2 separate regions of the Homo sapiens genome follow, and region 2 is linked to region 1. A link is a contact called in ENCODE Hi-C or POLR2A ChIA-PET data. All regions are on one chromosome and are shown on one strand. Each heading gives the region's core, a stretch centred on a gene start or an enhancer-like site at or near the end of the contact. The rest is flanking DNA. Distances are from core to core; before and after follow the strand shown. Region 1 holds the start of CFAP221 (cilia and flagella associated protein 221). Region 2 overlaps CFAP221 (cilia and flagella associated protein 221).

What was found. Hi-C counts contacts between places; a loop is a spot of excess contacts on that map. ChIA-PET counts read pairs that join two places held with the same protein, here RNA polymerase II (POLR2A). Pooled maps may share reads with other maps.
Region 2: a loop to region 1 is called in a pooled map, with 2.1 times the contacts of the local background. The contact joins the enhancer-like site here to the promoter of CFAP221 in region 1. A Hi-C loop is called at or near these places in 1 of 50 pooled maps. POLR2A ChIA-PET finds 5 or more read pairs at or near these places in 2 of 52 experiments (activated CD4-positive, alpha-beta T cell and activated T-cell).

What each region holds. Positions count from the first base shown.
Region 1 is chr2:119,543,041-119,545,832 of GRCh38, reverse strand. It overlaps CFAP221 (cilia and flagella associated protein 221), which reads right to left and starts at 1,384. Exons shown (of 24, transcript NM_001271049.2): 1 at 1,323-1,384. RefSeq lists a silencer at 1,331-1,440.
Region 2 is chr2:119,597,400-119,600,152 of GRCh38, reverse strand. All of the region lies in intron 7 of CFAP221 (cilia and flagella associated protein 221), which reads right to left. Among named protein-coding and RNA genes, the nearest start is that of CFAP221, 54 kb to the right of the region's middle. Within about 2 kb of position 1,437, at least 4 of the 41 ENCODE cell types and tissues checked have a DNase peak (open chromatin) inside an H3K27ac peak, as active enhancers do.

The sequences.
Region 1 (2,792 bases), core at 135-2,634:
TGAAATGTACTTCTGAGATGCTTCTTGAGTTCATTGCAGGGGCCCGAGAAGGGAAAAATAAAGGCTCTCAGTCAAACAAGTTTGGAAAGTATTGATGTAAACAGTTAAATAAGACTTCCAAATAAGACTCTTCTTTCAGAGATTTCTCCAAATGAGTTTCTTAGAATATTTGACTATGGAAGCCTTTAACATTTGGAGGCACTGTTTACAGGACACTGGCATTTCAGAGTCACCCTCCTCCATCCCTCTGCTAACAGGGTGATGAGGAGGGGGTGATGAGGAGGTGGTGAAACCTACGGCCAGCCAGGTGCCAGACATGGGGGTATTCCAGCTCTGTGGATCTTGATTCATGTCGAACCCTGTGTCCGATTTGCCTTCCCTTAACACACTCATTTTAAGTTCCACTTTCTTCATGAAGTTCACAGTGATCCCAACACACTTTAACATTCTTTAGCAATCACTGCTTCTATTACTCATTTGGTGTTAATAATTTATAACCCTGTAACAACATTTTACAAATCTCACATTCCCTTATATATTGCACAACTAAATCTCTTAACTTGGGGCCCTTGCGCAGGCCATGGGGCTGGTCGGCGAAGCCTCTGAAATGGAATGTTAATTAGTGTGGATCTTTGTGTGTTTTTTCGGTTTTGTTTTTTCTGGAGAAGACCCATAGCTTCAGACTCCCAAGACGGACAACATCAAGCGACAGGCAGTGAATCTATGAAGGAAGGCGCTTAACAATAACTTTCAGAAAGAAGTTCTCCCCTCCCCTCCCCTCTTCTCCCCTCCCCTCGCACCACCTCTCATAGCATCGCTGAAGGCTGCATGGCCCCCTCCTCACCTGCTTCCCTTCCCTCCAGCCCTTCAACGCCAGCCCTAGGATCAGCCTGCAGCCCGTCTCCTCCCGGAGCCTCACATCCCCTGTGCTTCAGGCAGGCCCAGGAGCCAGGCGGTCTCCACGCCGCCCACACGCCGGCTCGCCCACCGCCCCGGTAGGCCTGGCTCCGGGTCTCACCGCCGCACCCTCGTTCCCTCGCCCCATTCTCTCACCCCGGGCAGGCCCTCTCGCCCCGGCCAAGCGCCTCCTCCCCTCCGCGACCTTTCATTCCACTCCTGCTAAGGGTCAGGGTCGCCCCAGGCCCGCGCACCGCTCCCCCCACCATCCTCAGGTCACCCTCTGGGCCCGACTCTCCTCGGACCCAAGCCGCGGCCGACTTGCGGCTGGACACCACCCGGGGCTCGGTCGCCTCAGCAGCTAGGCTGCGGCGCCCCAGCGGCCGACCCTGGGCCACCCGGGCCCCAGGTCCCTGGCCGCTCACCCTGGAGGTGGTTCCCGGGCCGGATTCGGCCGGCGCCAGCGCCGGCGCCCGCTCGGAGCGTCGCCATGACGACGCGGACGCGCTCCCAGGGCCGGCGGCCGGGCGCGACCAAACGCCCCAGGGCGGGGGAGCCGGGCTGCTGCGGGCCACGACCGGAGGCGGCGGGTGATTCCTGGGAGCTCGGAGCAGTTTGCCGGGCCTGGTCAAGAATAGACAGCGCGACTTATGGCATGGGATACGAATGGATTCCCGAGGGGACATGAGAAAGTTGGAAACACCACACACTGGAACCCTTCAAGAGCGGAGCGCGGGAGAGAAGACGGACGGGGCGGAGCCGCCCGAGCCAGTGGGCGGGGCTTCACCTGACAGGCATCACTCACGACGCCCACTTTCTTGTAGTTTGTTTTACATTTTCTGTTACGGTAAATTTCAAACGTACACAAAGGCAGACCGAAGGGTAAAATAGATCTTCAACACCCAGCTGCAACGATGATCAAATCCTAGCCAATCCTGTTTCATCCGTATCTTTCCCTGACTCCTTGTATTATTTTGAAGAAAATCCCAGATATTTCATCCATAAATATTTCAAAATATACCTCCAAAAGATAAGGATTCTTAAAAAAACCACAATACCTTAAAAATTATAATTTATTAACATCTTCAAATTATCTCATATTTATTTTTAGAGTTTGAATCAGAATTCAAATACAATTTGCAAATTGGAATAGATTGATGTGTCTTTTAGGTCTCTTTTCATCAACAGATTCCTCTTTCATTTCTTTGTTAGTTGTTGCAATTTATTCATTGAAGAAACTGTTTATGTCCTTGATACTGATATTTAGGGGTTGTAAACATGAAACCGTGCCCGCTCCTCTGACCTCCTGCCCTGGTCCATTCCACCCTGCTCATCCATGAATATTATTTTTTTTCAAAGACAGCTTAAGCTTCTCTTTTCCCAGGAACTGTCCTTGTCTCACTCCCTCCTTGTGTGGCTTTGATACTTGCTTGATGTTACTTATGGCTTCATGTTGACGAGAGGCTATAGTAAGAGTCCAGTGAGGGTACCTGTCTTGCCTACATTGCCACTTGTGCTGGATGCGTATATTCCCTCCCTGCTCTTTCCCAATGGGAAATGTTCATTTTTTCCATCTTCCCATTCTCCAATTCCTCTCTGTCCCCTACCATTATTACTTACTAAAAATCTCCCCATCTTTCAAGGCTAGCTGTAGATAAGGTCTCCTCTCCTCCCCACCCTCCTTCTAACCCACCAGTCCGGAAAGACTCTTTCCCTCCTCTGGGCTTCCATAACCCTCTGTTCCACTATCTTTATATTGCACCCAACATGATTCATGTCTGTGACTTAAACTGCAGAATTCTTGGGGGAGGGAACTGTACCTTGTCTTAGGATCTCCCAGAGCCCTTGACACAGTTTTTTTTTTTTTTCTTGAGACAGAGTTTTGCCTTGTTGCC
Region 2 (2,753 bases), core at 188-2,687, 54 kb before region 1:
TGTCCCCAACTAGAATGTAAACTGGAGGACGAATGTTCTGACTTCCACTGAAGGCTCTTAGGTTTGCTTTCTAGATGAGACCGTCTGCCCTTGTGCATCTGGTCCTCCCACTGTCCCTGCAGAGGCCTCGCACAGTCCCCCCAAACATGCCCTCCTTTGCATCCATTCACTTCCTGAATCTTGTGCTACCCTCCCTTCTCCCTGCGCCCAACCACATGGGCCTTTCCTTCACCCATTCATGTGCTTATTAAGTGCTTACTTAATAAGCACTTAATAAGTGTGCCAGGCACTGTTTTAGGCACTAAAGTTAGAGCAATAAACAAAACAAATCCCAGATCTCACAGTTTACATTCTAGTGGGGGACAGCAAAACATAAATAAATAAACAAATGAACATAAAATACAAAGTCAAGACATGAATACCAACAGGCAGGGGGAAGCAAGTGGGTGGAAAGGAAAGGCCCCCCTTGTGAGGAGAGGTGGGAGCAGGAGTATGAGAACGAAAGGGCCTTGGCTCTAATCCCTTTTCATTGGCTCCTGCTGGCTCTGCACTGTGCACTGGCTCAGCACTTGCAATTCCCTAGGCCTGAAGAACTCTCTCCAGATTTTCTTTTAGCTTCATCCTACTCCCGGAAATTATTGCATTTACCATCTGCCTTCTCCTAGTTAGAGTGTAAATTTTAGGAAAGCAGGCACCTGCTCATTACTGCATTCCCAGCACAATAAATTCTTGTTGAATGAGTGAATGAACCCAAACTTAAAAGCCTATATCAACCTATATATTACACCAAACTCCCTATGCCTCTCCCTCCACAGGAACCTTCAGTCAGCCCTACTGAACTCGCGTTCCCTTGATGTGTTACCTTTCAAAATTTCCCTGTCTCCCAACTAGGTATCAAGCTCATAAGGCAGACACCAGCCCCATACCTTTTATATCTTCCTGGATCCCCAGCACAGTGCTTTAGAAATAGGTCTTCGTCAATTTCCTGAGAGCAGAAGTCAAACTCTTTCAATGATACCCACTAGTGACCTTAGAATCCACTGCAGGGAGGAGGGAATCAGCAAAAGACCTTGGGTCCATCAGCCAACCTAAGACCAGCTGGATAGAAACTGTGACTCTCCATCATGTGTGGGGCTTCAATACTTTGACCACCCACTTGGTCAGAAAATAGCCCCCTTTAACCCATAAATTGACCCGGGGCTCTAAAATAAAAGCATTCTATTGCTTCTGCTCTAGCTCATTAACTTAAAAAAATAAAGACAAGCTCTGGAAGCAAGGATTAATGTTTGCCTTGACCCGGCTGATTTATTTTTAAGTGCTGCCAGCTCAGACCTAATACATAAAGCACACTGTGAAGGTGTAGTCTAGGCAACCAGAGTACACTGCTTTTTCCATTAACAGGGATGCCAGTTAACACAGGGAGCAGCAGATCGTCAAATGTTAGCAGCTGTAAAAGGCGTGCCAAGGAGTTACAGCTTACTGCTCAGCCAAAACTAACAGTGGCACAAAGGAGAGTATGTTTCATGCTTTTAAAGTGAGAAGGGCAACCCCCACCCCAAATTGCTCTCTTATGCTCCAGGCCAATTTCATCTGGTCAATTTCAGATCACCACCCTTAACATAACCAGGGGTAATGTGGAATCACAGGACATGGAGGGTGGTGAGCAGAGACAAAGAGAAGAGGAAAAAACTCAGAAATCAACTGAAGGCTAAGAACACCCTAGTTTATCAATACGATGGGTATCATAAAGAAAAAGTAACAGCACTGAAAAATAATATAGTGAAATAAATGAAGTCATGAGGAAATACCACTGTGTCTTCACTTGGACTACAATTATATAAAGCATGTGCAAAAGTATGAAAAGTTATTAAAAGGAGACAGAAAAACAAAAGCACATTACTTGTTATGGCAGTGAGGCCCAGGATGGGGAACATTAAAAAAAATTTCTTCTTTCCCATGTCCAGACAGTGTTACTACAACATTGTACTAACACTGTAAAATTATTTAATTTTAAAATAATTTTTTCTTCAAAGATCTCAAAAAGTACAGATCACTCTCCCTAAATTGTCATAGAGCCATTCGAGCCACATACTTAAGGTGTTATTGAGGCAGAAAAGAGTCTGGAGACAAGGAACCTAAGGCCGATTCACGCTGACCTCCTAGAACTAAATCAGAAAGAAAACCCCAACTCTCCACACCTAAGCAACAGAAGGACTGGAGGCTACTCCCTTTGTAAAACCCCCACATTTTCTGTGCGTTAGATGGAAAATTGAAAGTATCTCTGATTGATTGCAGAAAGCAACCAAAGCATAGGAGTCTAAGTTTGTAACTTCAGCCTCTGATTGGGGGTCACTCCTTCATTTACATAGGGTGTACATCAAGTAACCAATGGGAAACCTCTAGAGGGTATTTAAACCCCAGAAAATTCTATAACAGAGCTCTTGAGGCCCTATGCTCACCGGCTCCCACCCTGTGGAGTACGCTTTCGTTTTTCGGTAAATTTCTGCTTTTCTTGGCTCATTATTTCCTTGCTTTGTGTATTTTGTCCAATTCCTTGTTCAAAACGCCAAGAACCTGGACACCCTCTACTGGTAACATTCTAAGTATTGGTTTTAATATTCCAAGATTTAGGGTTCCTCTAGCTTGGTGACTTTGGGTAAACAACTCGATCTCTCAAAGCTAATGTTGGGAAATTAATAGCTATTTAGCTTTAAAATCATCCACATTCTAGCAATGCTTTCGATTCACTGGAT